Linked DNA regions of Homo sapiens: region 1 is linked to region 2. A link is an interaction called in ENCODE POLR2A ChIA-PET data of the cell type or tissue named here. Cell type or tissue: GM12878. All regions are shown on one strand. Links, peaks and the distances in the headings refer to the core of each region. The heading gives the core; the rest is flanking DNA.

Region 1 (11,078 bases), core at 2,269-7,268, 52 kb after region 2:
TTTTTGAATAATTAAACTTTCATATCATCTTTAAGCTTATTCAGTATTTTGTCTTTCATTTTTAAGTCTCAGAGGAGCAACTGACTGAATTTGTTGAGAACAAAGATTATATGATATTGTTAAGTGCGTTAACAAATTTTAAAGATGAAGAGGAAATTGTGCTTCATGTGCTGCATTGTTTACATTCCCTAGCGATTCCTTGTAAGTAGCATTTAAATGTTATTTATTTTTTGTATCTGAAAAATTACAATATATCTCATTCTGAGTATATTTTAACAATATTTTTATTATTTAGAAACTTGTGGATGCTCAACCCATTCATTCATTTATTCATTTAATTAATTTACATTCACTGACATTATACTGAAGTTGGCTGTGGGCTTGGTGCTGGAGAAACAATCGTGGAAAATACAGATGTGTTCCTTACCTTTTCAGAGCTTGTAGTACAATGGGGGACACAGATAAGTACAGAGGTGATTACAGTGGCAGAAGTGATGGCAGATGGCAGAAGTACCTAGAGTTAGGAGATCAAATAGGAAGTGAGGCAGTGTCTCTTAGCAAAGATTTAATAAGTGGAGCTTCCTGTGCATGAAGGTGTGACCTGAAGTGAGAATGCAGGCAAAGTGGCCCAGGCAGTGGGCATGGTTAATGTAAAGATGCTGGAGCAAGAGAGAGCAGACTGCCTTCAAGAAGACAAAAGTAGCTCAGTAAAGGTGTGGGGTTATGAGTGTGCGTGCATGCATGCGTGTGTGCCGCTGTGCATGCACATCCCCAAATATCCTATCCGTTTGTGTTTCATTGACAGAGGCAAGGGAGAGCTTGATAAGAGGCAGTAAATGAGGCCAGAGACATGGAGTGGAGAGCATGAAGGGCCTAAAAAGCCACATGAAGGAGTTTGAATTTTATTGTGACTCTTGATTAGCATTTTAATGAGGCTTTGAAATTTAGCCACATTTTTCACCAAAAATATTAATCAGAAGAAATTAATTTGATGTGTATGCTACCAATGATTGCTATTAGGCTAAAATAATGGTTCATATTCTGTTTTGTTTTGTATTAATGGTTCATATTCTGTTTTGTTTTGTAAGTGACCATTAACACTTTGTATTTTATGTATTACTTGTGTGGGTTTCTACAGGATATACATATGCATTTATCTAGTGATATTTTCATCCTCACACATGTGAAGTTTTGAGGATTAGAGTTAAACAATGTACCTGGTATGTAATAAGTGTTCTAAAATCACTGACAGGATTATTAGACAATATGTATTTTATATGTGTGTTGTATACTATATGTAATTGCATTTATGGTTTCAGATATGGAAATCACTGTGTCAATCTGAAGGTGTGAGCCTTCGGTGTAGGCAGAGTAAAACCCAATGCCCTTGTGAAAGAATGCTTTTTTTTGGTGATGTTTATAAAATCACAATGTTTTCTTATCCACAGGAAATTAAACACTGGAAAGTGGGTGGGGCTGAACAATAATAGAGAAAGGCCATGGTTTTACATTTCTCTGAGACATCACTGCCAACAAACTGAATATGTTTTTCATTATACTTTTTCCTTGGCTATATTTATTCATTTATTTATTTATTTTGGGCTGGAGGTTTTTGGAATCCATTGTTTTCCACCCACATTGGACATAACTCCAGTAAAAATGTGTTGATTCATAATGCAAAAGTCAAGAAAGTAGCAGCTAAAAATTAAGAAATCAAAAGTTTTTAAAACACTGATTCTAACTGAAAAACATTTGCTTTTCAGTCTTTAAGTCTATTGTTCTGAGTCAAAGCAGTTCATTTCCTTACGTTGTTAATTTTTTTTCTATGTTTAAGCATTGTAATATACTTTTTGTGAAAACAGTTGATTAGTTTTGGTTGTGCCAAAACAAATACTAAAATGTTTTGCAAACAGCCTTTTTTTAAACAAAAAAAGAACAGTTAACATTTGATGCAGAGATATACATGTTTTCTCCATGTAGGTTCACACCTCACTTCCTTTATTGATTAATTGCTTTTTCTGGTAGAGTCTTTCTTTCCTTTCTGTTTTACCTGTGTTTGTCCCTAAGACTTATATTTTAATATTATGCCTCCTCTCTTTCGTTCTCCCATCTTTTCTTCCACCTATTTTGGAGCCTTCAGGAAGCTTGATTTTGCTGCCTTGTACATTGGTTGCCCTTCTGGAATGGAGGAAACAGGTCATAGCTGATTTTAACTGTTCCATCTGGTGACATATTCTTGATTTTCTTTCTTTTGGTTGGGGAAAAAAAAACAATGCAAAAGTCATTCTCCAATGGGGTTGAGCCTCGTTAAGAAATAGACCCTCCACAATGGTTGAACTAGTTTACAGTCCCACCAACAGTGTAAAAGTGTTCCTATTTCTCCACATCAAAAAAAAAAAAAGGTAAGCAATATAACATGAGCCATATCTAATAGGACTTCAGAAATTATCTATCCTATAGTTCCAGGATGACGATGATGATGGTTGTGATAATGATGAAGATTGTGATGATAGTTATATGGGAGATAAAACTTTAAGCACTTTACATATTAAATTCTATAATATTCACCACATCTATTAAAATATGTTACATTATTGTCCCTATTTTACCAACAAGAAAACTGACCAACAAGATTAAACAACGTGACTAAGTTCACACAACCTGTAACAGCAGAATCTATGTCAATCACAACACAATTAGCAGCTATTTCTGTGGCAATTTTCAATAAAGATGTGTCTGGAAAAAAAAAAAAGAAATAGACCCTCCAATTTATTTATCTGAAAACTTATGACCAATACATTACATTTCCAGACTTTCATTTTCAGTACTTTTCCTTTCATTTTCAGTACTAAAAGTACTCTGAATTTTTCCTTTTTTTGATCTTAAGGCTTTAAGCCAAGAAACAGGAATAAAGTAAATTTTCCTTAATGCCAAAGATTAGTCCTACACCCCATTATGTTATTAATGAACAGCATAGTATTTTTTACAGCTACTTAAAGAACATGATGTTTAAATTTGGAAATGCAGTCATTATGCTGCCATCTATTTACAGTCTATATAAGACGTCTTTGTATGCATATTTGAAAGGAGAACATGGTTACCTTATTGATAATTATGATCTCTTTAAATTCAGGCAATAATGTGGAAGTCCTCATGAGTGGCAATGTCAGGTGTTATAATATTGTGGTGGAAGCTATGAAAGCATTCCCTATGAGTGAAAGAATTCAAGAAGTGAGTTGCTGTTTGCTCCATAGGCTTACATTAGGTGAGTTTCTTAGTTAATATGTCATCACACACTGTATGATATACATATACATATAAAACATATATATGTTGCATAATAATGGATAAGTAGCATATTGACATACTTTGAATGAAAATATTGTAAAATCCCAGAAAAAATAAATTAAAACAAAAAGAAAATACTGTAAATTACCAAACTGTTCTGCTGTGCTTAGATGGACTTTTAAAAGGAGTGTCAAAAATAGATGTGTAGAATGTAAAAGAAGTATTATCTTAATCTTATTTTTATAGATGTAGTTCTATAGATGAGTTTTTTTATTGTTGAGGCTATATTTAAAATATAATTATGTAAGAATTGATACATACAAAAATATGCATAACATATACAATATAAAGCATAATGCAAATAACTCACTATCCAACTTAAATGTTGTATATTCCCAGTGGGGGAAGCTACCCTGGGCTTCTTCCTGCCCTTGCTTTCTCTATAGAGGTTAACACTATCCAGAATTTTGTGTTTACAAATCTTTTGTTTATAAATATGATTTACTACATTTTCATGTTTCTCTAAGCAAAATTGTTAATGTTTGCCTGCTTTTGCTTCATCAAAATGTAATCATACTGTATGTTGTCTTCTGCAATTTTCAAATATCAGTGCTATGATTATAAGAATCAGAAATATTTTTGCATGTGGTTGCATGTAGTATTCTATTATTTGGAAATACCACAATTTATTTTTCCATTTTTCTATCCATGGACATTTGGATTCTTTCTTATTTTATGCTACTACTATCTGTGTTAAAACAGATAACTGAAAAAGAACAGTTAACATTTGGTGCAGAGATATACATATTTTCTCCATATATAAATAAGGGTTAATATTTTAAAAAATATTTATTTGCCATTGGTATGTCCTTCTTTGTGAAATATGCAATCTGTCATTTATCAATATTGTTCACAGGATAGTCTGTCTTTTTAAAACCGATTCATAGATTCTGGATAATAATGTTTTGGTGGTAGGTTATACGTATTGAAAATACCTTCCCTTGAACATCACACTCTGGGGACTGTTGTGGGGTGGGGGGAGGGGGGAGGGATAGCATTGGGAGATATACCTAATGCTAGATGACGAGTTAGTGGGTGCAGCGCACCAACATGGCACATGTATACATATGTAACTAACCTGAACATTGTACACATGTACCCTAAAACTTAAAGTATAATAATAATTTTAAAAAAAAGGAGATGAAGAGGTAGCTGCAGGTTGACTGAGCAAGGGTCATTGTCTATTTGAAGTTTCAAAGGTATCTCTGAAAATAAACACAGTTTTTTGCAAGAGTGAAAAAAAAAAAAAAAAGAAAATACCTTCCCTTGACTTGTAGCATGTCTTTTCACCGTCTTTATGGTGGCTTTTGTGATATAGTTAAATTTAATAATCAGTTCCTTTGTGATTTACTCTTTTTTATGTATCTTGTTTAAGAAATCTTAATCTGTCCTTTCCCTAAGATAATAAATATATTGTATATTTTATTCCAAATCTTACTCGTTTGTTAAACTGTTGCAGTTTGTTTTTGTAAAGAACCCAATTCCCCCTCTTTTTTTCAGTGTGGAGAGCTAGTTACCATCACAGCACAATTTATTAGAGGTTCACCTGTTTCCCAGTCATGTGGTATATAAATATGTAAACATATATGCTTATGTTTCTGTCCTTGGCGTTCTGTTGCATTAATCTGATTTGTCTGAATCAGATTTAAATCTGATGTTAAATATAACACTATTTAAATTAATAGTTCTGTAAGTCCTGATATCTGAAAAGCTAATAGGTCAAGTCACCATACATTCTTTTTTAGGCACAGCTTGCCTTTTTTCTTGGGCCTTTACTATTCCATGCAAATTACAGGATTAACTTGTCCAGTTCCTTGGAAAACACTGTTGAGATTTTGACTGGAATTGCACAAAATATGTGGATCATTTTAAGAAGAACTGACATCTTTACATTATAATTTCTTCTATACATGTCTTGCACATCTTAGTTTTTGCTACGTATCTTATTTTTTATTATTATTGTAAATGGTATTTCTTTTTAAATCATATTTTTGAACTGTGTTTTCATAAAGAAATGCAAATGATTTTTTGTATATTGAACTAACCTACCTTTCTAAACTCTTCGTTAATTCTGACAATTTGTTTCTAAATGCACTTAAGTTCTCTACCTAGCAATTATATAATTTGTAAATAATGACAGTCTGAGTTCTTCCTTTCTGCTTCTTATATTCTTTATTTCATTTCCTTGTCTTCTTACATGAGTCAGAATTATTAATATAGTGTTAAATAGAGCCATTGATACTAGACATCCTTGTCTTGCTCTTTTTCCTGATTTTAAACAGAATATTTTTAATATTCTCCCATCCAAAATAATGCATCTTACAAGGGTTTAAACTTTTAAAAAAAATTTTGTTAAGAAATTTTATTTTATTTCTTCTTTGCTTTTGTTTTTTCAATGTGGGCTTTTAAATGTTTGCTTTTATTTTTACAATGTGGGCTTAAAAATATTAAAATATTTAATTTTATCAAATATACTTAAAATGTAGTAAGTCTTTTTTTTCCTTTTCATTATGTTAATATGAAGAAATACATCTACAGGTTTTCTAATACTAAGCTACTGTGCACTTCCTGATAAATTTAACTTGGTCATTTATTAGATTTTTAAAAACACTTCTAAAAAATCTTCTCTGTTTATTTTCACATATACCAGGTGAGTTTTGGCAGCCTCTTGTTTTTTCTTTTTTACCCTTTCTTTTTTGTTAAAAACATCCTTTTATTTATTTAATGATTAATACATGGCTATTTTGTGTTTTGTATCTGATAACTATATATAAAGTTCTGGGGAGTCTAAACCAACTGCTTCTAGGCTGACTGCCTGTCAGTTGCGGAGCCTTGTTTTCTTGTATGGTTGTGAGTTTCTCTTTTATTGAGCATCCTGAGGACTTAAATTAAAGATGCTCTTTCAGAGGTGTTTGCCAGGAGTCAGAGCACAGGACTGACCTGGGAGCAGTTTAGGATATGATCCAGGCTTAATATGGGAGACTCTGGTTGAGACCTTACCTTGCAGAGAGTCTGAAACTGGTTTGTTGAATGCAGCGCCAGGATTCATGCTTTCCCACAAGACTACTCTGGCGTTCAACTCACAGCTCTTGTTTCAGCTTCTTTTTGAACTCCCTCTGCCCCTCAACACACACCTTGGAAATTTCCTTGATATTTTTGTGAGGACAACAATGCATTTAAAAGTGAGAGTGGTTGCTGAATAATAAGGAATGATCGTTAACTGTTGGACATTGATTCTGATGACATTTTCTCAAAAGGATAACCAGGAATATTTTGTACAAAATTAGGATTATTATAATAGGCATTTAGTTTTTCATTGTTACAAATTTTGAGGAAAATCATTAATCATTTGAAAAAACTAATTGACATGTCTCCATTGTAGCAACTTGTATTTTCACTTCTAGTATCATGATTATATCCCCTGTGTAATTTGGAAATTGATTTTAGCATTAGGAAATTTCCTAGTTTCAGTTAAAATGAATTTTTTGTAAGCTGAATTCTATTTTACATGCACAACTTTAGTTTGTTATTTCTTTCCTTGACAAGCATTTATTGAATGTTGTTATATGACTAAAACTGTAAGATGATAATGTTTTAATATTTTCACATTTCTTTCATAGCTTCCAAAGTGTATATATATACTCACATACTTCATATATATGAATCTACTTATATACTGTATATAAAAATATGTATATAAATATATACACATTGTATATAAATGTGTATATATATTTACACATGTATATAAATATACATACAAATGTATATAAATATACATATTTATACACAGATGTATATAAATATACATATTTATACACAGATGTATATAAATATACATATTTATACACAGATGTATATAAATATACATATTTATACACAGATGTATATAAATATACAAATATAAATATATACATTTATATATAAATATACATATTTATACACAGATGTATATAAATATACAAATATAAATATATACATTTATATATAAATATACATATTTATACACAGATGTATATAAATATACAAATATAAATATATACATTTATATATAAATATATATATTTTTTGATACGTACAACTATCTTGGGAGATGGGATATTGTTATTATTTCCACATTTACAGATGAGGTCCTGTGGTTCATCAATCTTTGTGTTTTATTCAAGATTATGTAAGCAGTAAGGGATGAAATCAGGCTGAGAACCCAAATTTCTTCATCCCTAAACAAAGTATTTCTTCTAAACATGGTATCCATTTACTAGTTTATCTCTATCAGGTGACCCTTTATTCATTATTTTTCATGAGAAGGTTGTAGTTGTACAAAGTGGCTGATATCTGATAATGTTTTAATCTAATTCAAAGTCGATTTCTTAAATCCAGGTGTCAGAGTAGCACACTACTGTACAATTCTCTGTTTCATGTTTTACAATTTACCACAGTCAAGTTACAACTTGCACATGTTACATTAAAATGTGAATTCACCTTAATTTCTTGAAATGAGCCAGAAGAAGAAGTGGTTTTGTTTTGTGATCAGGGAAATGCTACTTGACTGCCAAATTGTCTAGAACAGCACATTAAAGTTGCTTGATTTTATACTGTTAAAATTAAATAAAACATGGCAACTGTCATGTCATATGTAACTTTTGTATTATTCTGTAACTTTTTTTGAAAATAAAAAGTGATCAAATTGATCTTCAGGTAAAGAATCTTTTTTCTCTTGATTATCTCTTAGTGGATGATGATTTGTTCCATTTAATGGGTAGAGAATTTATTGTTGCTGTTATTGTTTCAAAAGTAGCTGAATGAAACTCTTAACTTTTTCTTCATAGTTAAAATTAAAACCTCAAGTAAATAAATATTTAACGTTTTGCCAAACTATGTAATCTAATTATGGGCTTAATGCATTTAAAGGCTTTGTATAATTTGCTACGTATTTTCACACAAGTTACCTGAACATAAGTCCAGTCTTCCTGCTGTTTTCTGAGTCACACAGTGATTCAGTGACCGAACAGCTGTTGGCAGTGGTGTGGGTATAATAGGGAAAAGAGACTGATGGGGACAACCCAAGTTTAGACAAGCTGGTAAAAGTAGAAGAAAATCTTCTTGAAAACACTAGTGATCACTAAGGGCTGTGGAGAATTTTTGCTTGGTGGGTGAATGTGGAAGAGGCAACAGCATGGGAAGGTGTTGGTAAAGGAGCTCCATACTTGCTTAAACTGCCTTTTGATTGTGAGGCCGTTGATGAATATTTAGTTTGGGCTTTAGGTTTTTTATGATACAGGATATTTTCCATTTCTGGCTTTGTATCTCAGAGATCACTTAGTTACACTTATAGATGAATAGGAGTTTCAATTCCTTGTTTTAGAAAGAAGCTTGGTAACTGTTAGTGAGTTACAAATAAGCCAAATAGAAGAAGGTACATATTTCTGCAGTATCAGGTAAAGTTTTTCCTCATAAGGATTTAGACTCTTGGATATCATATTAATTCTCAGAAGAGTGGGTATAAAAAGGTATGGGACTTCTTCCTGGGGTGGGTTGGAGGTGGTGAAATACCTTTTTTTTTTTTTTTCTGAGATCATCATAGACAAGATCAAATAATGGTAAACATGCCAATGAATTTTCTAAGCACTATTCCTTTAAGTGAAAGAAGAGTGTTTCAGTAAAATGATTTAATATTGGGTCTTCCAAAAGATGGATTTAAGAGTTTCAACTTTAAAAGACAGAAAAATTAAGTTATTTTACACAATGAATATTGTCGTGCCGTGTGTCACAGACATGACATGAGAGGGAATCAGAGAACATACAGTTAATACAACGCAAACTAGTATCATTACTTTTGCTCAATCACTTCCATTGTCTAAGTAAGATAATTAAAGGACAGCATAAAATAAAATTTCAAAACTTTACTCAATCATATTAAGCTATTTTAATTAAAGTAAATGTTTTAATGCCATTGAATATTCATCACCATTCAAAATTATTGATGTAAATAGTGTTATATGTTAAAGGTAATTTAACTTCCATGGATGAGAATTCAGCTAATGTTTCACTTAACTTTTAGGTAATTTTTTCAATATCCTGGTATTAAACGAAGTCCATGAGTTTGTGGTGAAAGCTGTGCAGCAGTACCCAGAGAATGCAGCATTGCAGATCTCAGCGCTCAGCTGTTTGGCCCTCCTCAGTAAGTAACTTCACTAAAAAGGGGATTCTTACAGAGGCATTTGACATCAAATATGAACATTGTAACAAGAGAATCATATGTACAGATGGAAGCATTCAATGCCTTTTCTGTCCTGTGTAGCTCATTTTCCAGTAGAGGATACTTTCAAGGAAACTAACAGTTGTGACAAATATACACATCTCAATGTAGAGTTTTGCTTTACATCATTCTTGATTTAGCTTTGTCATTAAGCAGCTAATCTGTTTTAAAAAAATTTTTATTTGTGCCTGGGCATGGTGGCTCACGCCTGTAATCTCAGAACTTTGGGAGGCCGAGGCGGGTGGATCACAAGGTCAGGAGTTCGAGACCAGCCTGGCCAACATGGTGAAACCCCATCTCTACTAAAAATATAAAAATTAGTCTGGCATGGTGGCGGGCACCTATAATCCCAGCTGCTCGGGAGGCCGAGGCAGGAGTATCGCTTGGAACTGGAGGGTAGGAGTTGAAGTGAGCTGAGATTGTGCCACTGCACTCCAGCCTGGGCAACAAGAATGAAACTCCATCTCAAAAAAAATAATTTATTTGTGTTTTAAGTTCTGGTGTACACGTGCAGGATGTGCAGGTTTTTCACATAGGTAGACGTGTGCCATGGTGGTTTGCTATACCTATTAACCCATCACCTAGGTATTAAGCCCAGCATGCATTAGCTATTTTTCCTAATGCTCTCCCTTCTCCAGTCCCATCCCCTAACAGGCCCCAGTGTGTATTGTCCCTCTCCCTGTGTTCATGTGTTCTCATTGTTCAGCTCCCATTTATAAGTGAGAACACGCAGTGTGTGGTTTTCTCTTCATGTGTTAGTTATCTGAGGATAATGGTTTCCAGCTCCATCCGTGTCCCTGCAAAGGACATGAGATAATTCCTTTTTATGGCTGCATAGTATTCCATGGTATATATGTACCACATTTTCTTTATCTAGTCTATCATTGATGGGCATTTGGGTTGATTCCATGTCTTTGCTCTTGTGAATAGTGCTGTGATGAACTAATCTTTTCAAATAATCCTCCTCTCGTCTATTAGGTTTTTTTTTTTTTTGGTACCTTCTTCCTCATTTTATTATTTATCTGGATAGGATGGTAGCATTATGAGACGTATAATATATTAAAAATTATCTTTATAATTGACCAAGGCTTCTCCTAAAGCACACCTCATTCTGTTGGTAATATTTCAAAATATGGACTTAGAGTTGGTCAAACTGTTAAGTAGATAATATATATAATGTTTTTATATATTTTTCAATTTTTTTCAAGCTGAGACTATTTTCTTAAATCAAGATTTAGAGGAAAAGAATGAGAATCAAGAGAATGATGATGAGGGGGAAGAAGATAAATTGTTTTGGCTGGAAGCCTGTTACAAAGCATTAACGTGGCATAGAAAGAACAAGCACGTGCAGGTAGGACTCTCATAAATATTAGAGTTATTCAAAATTATGTTTTCCAGTCATTTATATTTTGACAGATTTCTTTTTTCTCCCCTAATCCAGGAGGCCGCATGCTGGGCACTAAATAATCTC
Region 2 (11,078 bases), core at 3,227-8,226:
TTATTTTGCCAAGGTTGAGGACACACACCTGTGACACAGCCTCAGGAAGTCCTGACAACATGTGCCCAAGATGGTCAGAGCACAGCTCGGTTTTGTACATTTTAGGGAGACATGAGACATCAATCAACATATGTAAAATGAACATTAATTTGGTCCAGAAAGGTGGGACAACTTGAAGCAAAGGTGGGACAACTTGAAGCAAAGGTGGGACAACTCAAAGAGGGGACAGGCTTCAGGGCACAGGTTGGTGAGAGACAAATGGTTTAATTCTTTTGAGTTTCTGATTAGCCTTTCCAAAGGAGGCAATCAGATATGCATTTATCTCAGTGAGCAGAAGGATGACTTTGAATAGAATGGGAAGCAGGTTGACCCTAAGCAGTTCCCAGCTTGAATTTTCCCTGTAGCTTAGGGCTTTTGGGGGCCCAAGATATTTTCCTTTCACATTTCCCCCCTTTTCTTTCTAAAAATCTTTTGGAGAAAGCATTTTAGAAGAAAATGAGCCTCAGGTTCCAAGTTTTGTCTGATCTCTCATGGCTAGGATGGTTTATTCCTAGACAGGTAGGTCCTGAGTTATTAGGAAAGGTCATTTTTAGAAGGTTGTGAAGTCTCATATTCTATGAAGAGAAAATACAGAGAGGAAGGGAGAAAAACAACAACAAACAAAAGAACAATCCTGGAAAATTGATATAGGCCACATTACTCTAAAGTCCATACATTAGTAGATAGGTATGAAAGTTGTTTATGTATGTAAATAGGTTGCTGTTATTTTCTTCTGAAGTTTAAGTTGTCTAGCTTCAGTTCACAGGGCTTTACAGAAGCACAGCTTAGTTTTCAGTGACTGCAAATTAGGAAAAATGGGGGAAAGAAGCAGGGGAAAAAATGAAAAATGCTATATTGAAGAGTTGTAGCCAAGAAAAATTAGAATTAGGTCCAAATGGTAGAAAATAATAAAAATGGAAAAACATTAGGCAAGATTAGAATCTAACAACAGGTGTACTATAGTTTTTGAAACATAATTTTTCTGTCTCCAGTTTCCCATTTTTACTAAAGACAAATCATGGTAAGACTGGTTTGTTTTATTATACTGGGTCTAATTATTTGTATACAGTGCAGCAAGAATAATTATTTTTTTACATAGGCTTTTATTTTATTTATTTATTTATTTGAGATGGAGTCTCACTCTGTCACTGAGGCTGGAGTGCAGAGAAGTGATACTGGCTCACTGCAACCTCCGCCTCCCAGGTTCAAATTATTCTTATGCCTCAGCCTCCTGAGTAGCTGGGATTACAGTTGCCTACCACCACACCTGGCTACTTTTTGTATTTTTGGTGGAGGAAGAGTTTCATTATGTTGGCCAGGCTGGTCTCAAACTCCTGACCTCAAGTAATCCGCCTGTCTCGGCTTCCTAAAATGCTGGGATTACAGGTGTAAGCCACTGTAGCTGGCCTTACATAGGCTTTTAAATTCGATTTGATGGAACTGTGTTCCACAGAAAGAGTCCCAGATAAGACTTTCTAAAGCCGAGCCAGGCTATGGATTTGTGCCATTAAATACCTATGAGTTCAACGATCCTCTCCTCCTGAGGTTCCAAGATAAACTTAGGGCTCCTGGCTCCTGTTAGAAAGTGACAATCCTTACTTGCCACAAGTCAGAAAACATGTACAGGGGCTATGTAGACAAAGGTATGAGGCCAGTTTTTCCAAGGGTCTTTTATTTGCTCCATAAATCAAGTTTCATTCCTTAAAGGAAAGCACACCATTTCAGTAAAAGCCTTGGTAAAATAACCAGTTTCTCGAATTATGTCCTGTTATAAATGAAAGATTCTTATTACACTTATGCAAATAACTATATTGTCATAAGTTAAGAATACTCACAAATAGTTTCCAAATTTTGGAGAAATCAGGTAGAGAGAAAAAAATATGCTCCAAATTTTGTTCACAGGAGTATACCTTACTCAATTATTAAAAGCTGTAAACAGCTTAAAAGTTTTCTTGACTCTGGAAAACAAAATAAAGAATCAACAATATTTTAACCAAAAAGTTAAAAAGATTACTTTAGTCTTCTATTAGTTCAGTTCATGCAGTTTACTCCTGTTCTCCTTGATATTCATGAATATTTCAGCTCTCCATGAGAGTATTGAAAGTTTTTTCCTCCATTGTAATGTCACAATCTCCAAAGTTATCAGAAACCTGCTTTTAAGGACACCTGTTAGAGTTCTATAGCTGATTATAAAACCACATTCTAAGGAGGAGCAAAACAAGACAACAATTGTCCATGGATGACAAAAAGTTTTATGGCAGTCATAGTCAAAAACACAATTGATAAGGAAATTTGTTACCTCTGTGGCACACAATAATTTAACATAACAATTATAATTATTACTGATAATGTACACTATTATAATTATTACTGATAATGTACACTTAGTCACATCAGAAACATAGAAGTTTCCCATAATTTTGGAACACATAGCAGTAACATATTTGTACAAATACAGCCTAAAGAAAAACAAATGTCATTTCATATTTGACAATGTTTCCTGTATAATTTGTATACGAAATAAGCCAAATTATATCATTTTTGGACTTTAGGGAAACTAATGTCTTAAAGGATCAGTTAGGTCAGAAAAAGACATGTTATAATTTTATTTTGGAAAGCTTGTCAAATATCAAAGGTTTAAAACACTTGATGTCACAGGTAATTGTACAATAAATCATTTATTTGACCAAAGTGATAACTCAAGAATTTCAAAAAAAAGGTAAAAACCTTCATTCTTTGAGAGAGGAGACTGAATTTTCCAAACAATAAGCCCTAATAAAAACAACATGAAGCCAATTAGATTTATTTTCCCAAATTTCATAAACAATCTGTAAAATTTTAATCTTAACAATAAGATATAACTTCCATAAGCCTTTCATAACTTTTATTTAGGAGGTGGTAAATGCTTCAAGAAAACCTTGTTAATCTGAAATGGGCCTATATGCTGGTATTGCATCAGTGTGCCTTTGACATTAATTATTTATTTATAGAGAAACTGAACTTACTTTATCTCTCAATATCAGCCCTTCCAATGTCACACTCCCACCTCTTCCTCAATAGTCTCTGGGACTTGAGGACTTGAATAGCTTTAACGTCTGTCTGTGTTTCAGGAATGCAGTTTATTTTGATTGGTGTCTTCTACCAGACCTGAAGATGGGGCTTTAATTACCATCAGTGTTTAAAATTTAGCAGGACTTTGTATTCTTTTTAGACACAGGAGTCGAAGCCCTGTAACTCAATTTCACAAGTACTTTAAAAGTGCATACAGACAGATACATGGATGTAATAACCTTAACTAAAAAAAAAGATTAATTTCAGTTTTTTTCCTAAGAAAACCAAACCATATTAATAATAATATGACAACTTGATTATTTAAAACTTTGGGGTTTCTAAAAACTAAATCCTCTTACTATAACTTACACAGACCATTCATGACATGCTTCAACTGTATGGTTTGTTCTGAACATCCCTCTTTCTTAAATAAGCAATCATTTTACTCTAGGACTAAATTTACCATACAGGAGATTCTTTTGTATATGAAATTATTTCTCGTAAAGCTTTCTTAGCAAGAAAAACCTATTTATTTTTATAACTTTCTTTACATCTCTTTTATTTCCTGGTTCCTTTTACCTTGTGTTTTTTGAGATGGAGTCTCGCTTTGTCGCCCAGGCTGGAGTGCAGTGGCGTGATCTCAGCTCACTGCAAGCTCCGCCTCCCAGGTTCAGGCCATTCTCCTGCCTCAGCCTCCCAGGTAGCTGGGACTACAGGCGCCCGCCACCACGCCTGGCTAAATTTTTTTGTATTTTTAGTAGAGACAGGGTTTCACCGTGTCAGCCAGGATGGTCTCGATCTCCTGACCTCGTGATCTGCCTGCCTCAGCCTCTCAAAGTGCTGGGATTACAGGCGTGAGCCACCGCACCCGGCCACTTTTACCTTGTTTTATACATGACCTTTAAGTAAGCTTTGAATTAGACAAAAATTGCTCACCTTTTTTTTACAGGACACACCTTTTTTTTTGAAAGAATGTTTTCCTACAAATATATTTTTATTGGAAAATACCCAAATAATAACATATCTATTATTTAACTTAATATAACTTTAGATTCTAAATTTTAACAAGTTTGTGTACAAATATTTATCCTATTACATTTACCTAATTATTTTATTTAAATGTTTACCTAGAGTGTTTATGAAAACTGTGATAGTTATCATTTAAGTTATGGATCTGTCATTGCAAAATTATAACTGAGACAGTGAAGAAAATTTGACTTAGCTGACTCCATCTTGCTTTTAACCTTCAAGCTATCCTTGTCCATTCCTTGGTGTAGACTGAACTAACTTTGGGAGGAATTTATAGTTTAGCTTTAAAAACAGGCAATAACAAACTTTACTGCCTGTGGACTAGACCGCCTAAAGCCACAAGATTAGAAGTTATGATAATCTTATTAAATTCAAGATGTAGCTATTTTTAATAAACCAATATTAATGTCTTATTTAATTAAAGATTACACAAGCAAAGATCATTCTGTTTTGGCCTGGATTTATAGTTTTGTAACCTCTATGCCAAATTTTGACACCTTGGAGTACTTGTCAGGGATAAGTATAAAATTGCTTGACTAATAAATGCTAACAAAAATGTATACTGTCAAATTCTTATGACATTTCTAATATTATTTTACCAATAATTTTAAAGCCAGCTTATTTATTAAAGATTTTACTTAAGTAATATGAAGTTGAAAAAGCATTTTACTAGTCTTTTGTTTAGTATCTGATTTTAATTCCTTTTTTGTTAAGCCAATTAATTACAGCTCTTTTATATATTTTTAGTAGTGAAACATTGTATACACAACACATAAATATATAGAAGTATTAGGCATGCCAGTAGAAGTACATCTTATAGATTCATAAAGACTTCTTTCTTTTCCTTTTTTAAAAAAACCTTACCCTAGGCCATTGTCAGCTAAATAGCCTTAAATTTGCATATTAAAGGAAACAACTCCTTTAATCAGATAACAAAATTTACGTCATAAGGTATGAAGAGAAAGTCTGGTGAGCTAGAGGAAAATTAAAACGGATTTAATGGCTGATTAAACATAAAATTATAGAAGTCTATTATAAAGGCCCTCAAATGTATACACATACACATATGCATATACACATACACACACGAAGATTCTATAGCTTTTACCTCAGTACTCTAGCCTTTTGATACATACACATTAGCCAGCTTGCAAAAATAAAAAAATTAAAAAAAGAATACCTGTTAGATCCAAACAGCTGTTTTTATCTCAGTAGAAAAGTAACAGCAGATTTAAAGCAGGCAGAAATGAAAATGGAGATAAAGGGAACCTAGGAACTCTATAGTTTGCAGGTTGACCTCAGGGCACTTTTTCATTAATGTAAATGTACACAAAGACCATATTACTTTCATTTTATTCTGGCAAGTAGAAGTGCCATAAAACCTACATAGTGCTTGAAAGCAGGTCATTCTCCTTGTTTTCTCCTAATTCTTAGATTATCTGTTTCCTGCTTTTCTTTTTTTTTTTTTTTGGTCTTAAAAGGAGGAAATGAGCTGTGGCCTGGGGTTTTTGTGTGGTGGATTGATGCATGCTGCTTGTAGGCAGGACTCCATAGTGTGTCACCACTGAATTGTTTCCACCCCTTATGTGTCTCAGTTTCTCTCTCTTTTGAGACCTCTGAGAGGGCTCAAAATGCCGGGTGATCAGCCCTTATATGTGTTTCCTGGATGAGCCATTTTTAAAATTAATTTTTGTTGGGGATTTTCCTGCAGGGCCATTGCATGTCATAGGGGTCAACCCCTCAGACACTCTCACGAAGGCCCCCGTCACCCATGGGTGCCTTTCGGCTGGGAGGCCTTTTCTTTTCAGAACTGAGAAAACTCTGTCTCTTATTTACCTATGAAAACAACAGTTCAGTTCCTCATGCAAATGCACACAGACGAACCGAATTGAGATTATTTTGGGAGAAAAAGCAATAAAGAAAACCCTTTAGAATGCGTCTCCGAACTAGAATTAGGATCCTTAAGCAAATAACTTCCTAGGCAAGAAAGGAAATAAAGACAGCCAAGACCAGGTCCTGTAAACTGTATTCAGCTGCTTGTAAATTTGTAGCTGTCATTCGACATTATACACACCAACATCAAATCCTCTCACAGTGCAAGGTTATCTCTGGTATTCCCAAATCCATAGAGGTCAGGTCATGCAATACAGGAAAACAGAGCTTTAGACCAAAGAAGAATCTGCCCATGGCTCTTAAAACTCCCCAAAGAAAACAGAACACCCAAAAGGCCAAAAGGGGTGAGTGGCACCTTTGTTTTGAATTCTTTAAAGGAGTTCAAGTCATTAGAAGCCTTCTCTAGATTTTTTTGGTATTGCAGGAAGCAAACATAAAAACCAAGTGCACGTTTTTTTTGTTGTTGTTTTTTGTTTTTTTAATTCTCTTTTGCAGCTGTAAGGAATTTGGGCCAGATTAGAGAAACCTTGTTACCTATAATTTTGAATTCTTACTCTTATTTGACCAAGTCAGGTAGAGTTGATCAAATCTGATGGGAGAAAGACCAGAACAACCAACAACAACAACAACAACAACAACAACAACAAAACTCCAACAATATGATCAATGAGTGCTCTAATGGTAAGGAGAAATTAAGACCAGCTGGTTGTTAAACTTTAGTCAAGACAAAAACTCCCATGCGGCTGCTTACCTAGGGATGGGTCTCAGGCTGAAGAATGCTTTCTACCATTCTAGAAGTAGGAAAAAACTCATCTTCCCTGCTGGGAGCGAGCTCAAACTCCATAAAGGAGTTACCTGCCTTCCATCGTCGTCGTCATCGTCATGGAAACAGGAAATCTTGTCTTCCTGGTTGAAAGCCAGTAAAACTCCAAAAAATGGAGTTGTACAGCAAAATAAACTTTAGATCTCGACCAAATTTGGGGAGATAAGGGATTCTCTGGAGGTGCTGCTCCCAGACCTCAGCAAATTGTCCTGTTGTTTTGAGCCATAGAGTTAGCTGATGTTGGCACCAAGCACTGAAAGGAGATTTGTCAGATGTAAACCCTGAAAATCTGAGACAGGTCTCAGTTAATTTAGATAGTTTAGTTTGCCAAGGTTGAGGACACACACCTATGACACAGCCCCTGGAAGTCCTGACAACATGTGTCTAAGGTGGTCAGAGCAGAGCTTGGTTTTATACATTTTAGGGAGGATGAGACATCAATTGACACATGTAAAATGAACACTGATTTGGTCCAGAAAGGCGGGACAATTTGAAGCAAAAAAGCTGGACAACTCAAAGTGGGGACAGGCTTCAGGGCACAGGTAGCTGAGAGACAAACAGTCACATTCTTTTGAGTTTCTGATTAGCCTCTCCAAAGAAGGCAATCAGATATGCATTTATCTCAGTGAGCAGAGGGATGACTTTGAATAGAATGGGAGGCAGGTATGCCCTAAACAGTTCTCAGCTTGAATTTTCCCTTTAGCTTAGTGATTTTGGGGGCCCAAGATATTTTCCTTTCACAGTGATAATGTTCCATCAGTCTGTCCTTTCCTATTCTAAAACTTGGTGGTCTGGTGAAGAAGTTTACCTGTGTCCTATCTACATCCATCGTCATATTATGCTCTTTGACTTTACCTTATTTCATCTGTTCAGACTAAACAGTCATAAGTATTTGCTCCTATAGAAGCAACTTTGTCTCCTATGCTACTTTAGTATTCTCCTTTGATCCGCTCCAGATTTGTTAAGTCATCTTTAAAGTTTCTTCACCCAGAACTTCTTTTGACTTCCTTTGAGACAATGTGGATACTAAAGAAACTAAGCTAGACAACCTGCCTGTTTCACAATTTCCTTCCTTTCTGAAAAATAACTGGTGTTTTATTGATTCTTTTGACCAAATAATACCCTATACTGATGTTTTGAAGGCCTAATTATGCTCCTGTCTTTGCTAGTTACAGTCTTTGTCTTATTAATAGCGTATGGATTATTTTTCCCTCAATAGGTTATGTTGCTTTTTTCCCAGTTGAACCTTATTTATTATTTTGAGGCCCGGCTGCATTGCCCAATCTGCAAATACTGTTCTTGCTACCTCTTGGGCACCACCACACTCTCAAGTACAATATAAGACAGGAGGAACAGAACACACTGCTTCCATCAAAGTAAATCATGCTTTTTCATCTTCTTCCTACTTCATGCTCAGGAACATAAATCTCAGTAGAATCTCTAGAGGGCCTATCCCATAATGTAAGCTCTAGGGCTTAACCACTGATATGTACAAGGTTAGTAAATGAAGCCTATGGTTCTGCGACCAGACTGGGGATGTTATCTGGGTGGCTTTGACCCCAGTACATCAGACTCATGAGTCATAGATGACCCCTATTCTTATGCTGAATGCGCCACTGTCCTCAAGGTAAAAACTATCTCCACTAGAGAGTAGGAGGGAGAATACCTATAGCCAATGTGCTTTCCTTCCTGTGAGGCTGTTTGTTATTGATGCCACTCAGATGTGTTTTCTATCTTTACCCAAACATTCTGACATCATATTCTTTGTAACTATTTCCTTCATTTCCTATTCAACATATTTCTGTAAGGTCAGTAAAAAGATAAGATTCAGTTCTGTAATCTATATTATATCCTTAAATACAGTTTGTTTTTTTAAGTAAATGGAACATGAATTCAGTGACAAGTCAGAAAGAAGACATGCTCAAATCAATTGGCCCATGTTTAGCAAAAATAATTTGGCAGAGCACCTACATTGGTCATAAGGCCTTCATTAATTTAATAAATATTTATTTAGTCCTTAATATGTTCCAATCACTTTTATATTTGAACAGGCCAATGTGGTACCTCATTCTTTTGGAGGCTTACAAACTACCAGAAAAGAAAAACAGTAAACTAGTAAATCTAATTATATAGAAGAAGGAAGTGAGCTCTAAGAATTAAAGATATACAAAAACTGAATTTTGAGGGAAGCAATAACAATAAGAAATGCATATTGCCAGGCACTTTATATATATTAACTTTTAATCTTCATAACAGCCTTATATCAGTTTGCTGGGGTTGCCATAACAAAACACCACAGATTAGGTAAACAACAGAAATTTATTTTATCACAGTCGTGGATGCTGAAAGTCAAAGAAAAAGATGCTGGCAGGTTAGTTATCTTCTGAGCCTCTCTCCTTGCCTTGCAGGTGGCTGCCTTCTCACTGTGTCCTCATGTGGTTTTTCCTCTGTGCATGCTTACACACACACACACACACACACACACACACACACAGAGAGAGAGAGAGAGAGAAAGAGAAGAAGGGAGGGAGACAGAAGGGAACAATTAATTCCAAGAAATAAGATCTCTCATAGGCAATGAACTTTAATACACTAGTTTGTCCAGTAAAGAAACATGGGACAATAGATATCAGCTTCTCCCCAATTTTCCTATTAAACAAATCTCTCTTCTTTTGGGAAGTAAAAGGGTGGACAGAATGATGGCAGCGTTTTCCCCAGAACATCCCCAAGGTAGGGTAAGTATTGAAGGAAGGTCACTAGTACTTCTTGAAAGGCGAGAAGATTTGGTGAGAGTATCTATTTTATGACCCAACCCAAGAAAGAAATGTGAAGAGAGGAAGATAACAACTTTCTCCACATTTATCACTGAGGATTTCTAGATGTGCATTTATGTGTGCCAAAAAAAAAAAGAAACACTAAGGCTTTATAAATTTAGAAAGGCTAGTTATCACAACCAGTAAACTAGTAAAAAAAGTTAAAATATACTATATTATGCCCTAAAGGGGATATATCAGAATGGTCTGTGGGTCAGGAATGGAAGATACCTAGTCTGAAAAAATTATTCTAGTAATTCTGAAAGGGCCCTTCAATTCCCCTCTGCCCTCTTTCCCAACACACATTAATTAAGAATCATTGATCTCAAGCAAGAAGGGAAAAGTGTCAAAAATAAACCCTTGGGAAATATCAATATTTGGGATTTAAGGAAATGAAGATAAAATTATGAAATAGACCAATAATTTTCTAGAAAATTAGGAGAATGCCAGAGCAAAGTAGATTCCTAAAAGCCAAAGGTGCAGATGGTTTCAAGAAAGGAGGAGTAGTTAATATTAAATGTTGCTTAAAGGTCAATTATCATTAGTATTATTATGATTTCAAATGAAAATGTACCAGTTGTTTCACATCTGTTATCTCATTTGATCTCTCAACAATTGCATGAGGTGAAACTGAAGATTAGAGATGTTAAATAACTTGCTGGGATATAAATTCAGGCCTGTAGGATTCCAAAGACCACCCTATTTCCACACTGTTCTGTGAAGTCATTGGTGGTCTTGGTGGGAGTGGTTTTGGTAGATATTGGGCACAGAAGCCAGAAAGCTTTGAATTGACACAGTTAATAAAATTTAAGAGCGGATAGGCTATGAGGACACCCGAAGTTTAACTGACTTCGGTTTAAATTTTAAACTTTTAAACTTTAAAGTTTAAAAGTTTAAACTTTAAACTTCAGTTAAAGTTTAAAATGAGAGAGATGGAACCAAAGAAGGGAAATGAGTTCATCCTGTGTTTTGCTTTGTTTATATGATGCAGTTTCATACAGTGATTTAGATCACATGCTCTTCATCCATACTGCATCTGCTGGAATCCCGGGCTGCCCATCAGCCATGTGTTATTTAATCTTTGAGTTACTAAATGATATTGAGTTATTTTAAAATTTAGTTTCCAAGAATATTTATTGTTTGTTTCTTTGTTGTATTTTGTTTGGAGACAGGGTCTTGCTTTGTCACACAGGTTGGAGTACAGTGACATGATCATAGCTCACCATAATAAATACTACATTCACACTGTCTTTTACTTTGCTACTGAGTTAGTATCCAGAGACACAATATTGTGTAGGATACTTAAGAGCTTTTATGTATATGATAACACTTTTTGTTGTTGTTCCTAGTCTTAGAAATAATTGCAGTGAACAATACAGGTTTGAGCTGCACAGGTTCACTTCTATGCAAAGTTTCTTCCACTGCTGCCA

What was found. ChIA-PET counts read pairs that join two places held together with the same protein. Peaks named below come from ENCODE experiments on the same cell type or tissue, not always from the same donor. Only the 100,000 strongest peaks of a DNase experiment are listed, where the experiment ranks them.
Region 1: POLR2A ChIA-PET joins it to region 2 with 5 read pairs; 3 of 35 experiments call an interaction of 5 or more read pairs at or near these places.

What each region holds. Positions count from the first base shown.
Region 1 is chr12:40,240,417-40,251,494 of GRCh38, forward strand. It overlaps LRRK2 (leucine rich repeat kinase 2), which reads left to right. Exons shown (of 51, transcript NM_198578.4): 6 at 67-201; 7 at 3,134-3,265; 8 at 9,410-9,529; 9 at 10,816-10,958; 10 at 11,049-11,078. Among named protein-coding and RNA genes, the nearest start is that of LRRK2, 21 kb to the left of the region's middle. In GM12878, for the core only: no CTCF peak of the experiment used is centred there; no DNase peak of the experiment used is centred there.
Region 2 is chr12:40,187,209-40,198,286 of GRCh38, forward strand. The region is part of intron 1 of LRRK2-DT (LRRK2 divergent transcript); the gene reads right to left. Among named protein-coding and RNA genes, the nearest start is that of LRRK2-DT, 31 kb to the right of the region's middle. In GM12878, for the core only: no CTCF peak of the experiment used is centred there; a DNase peak (open chromatin) is centred at 5,773; H3K4me3 peaks cover 900 bases; H3K27ac peaks cover 1,448 bases.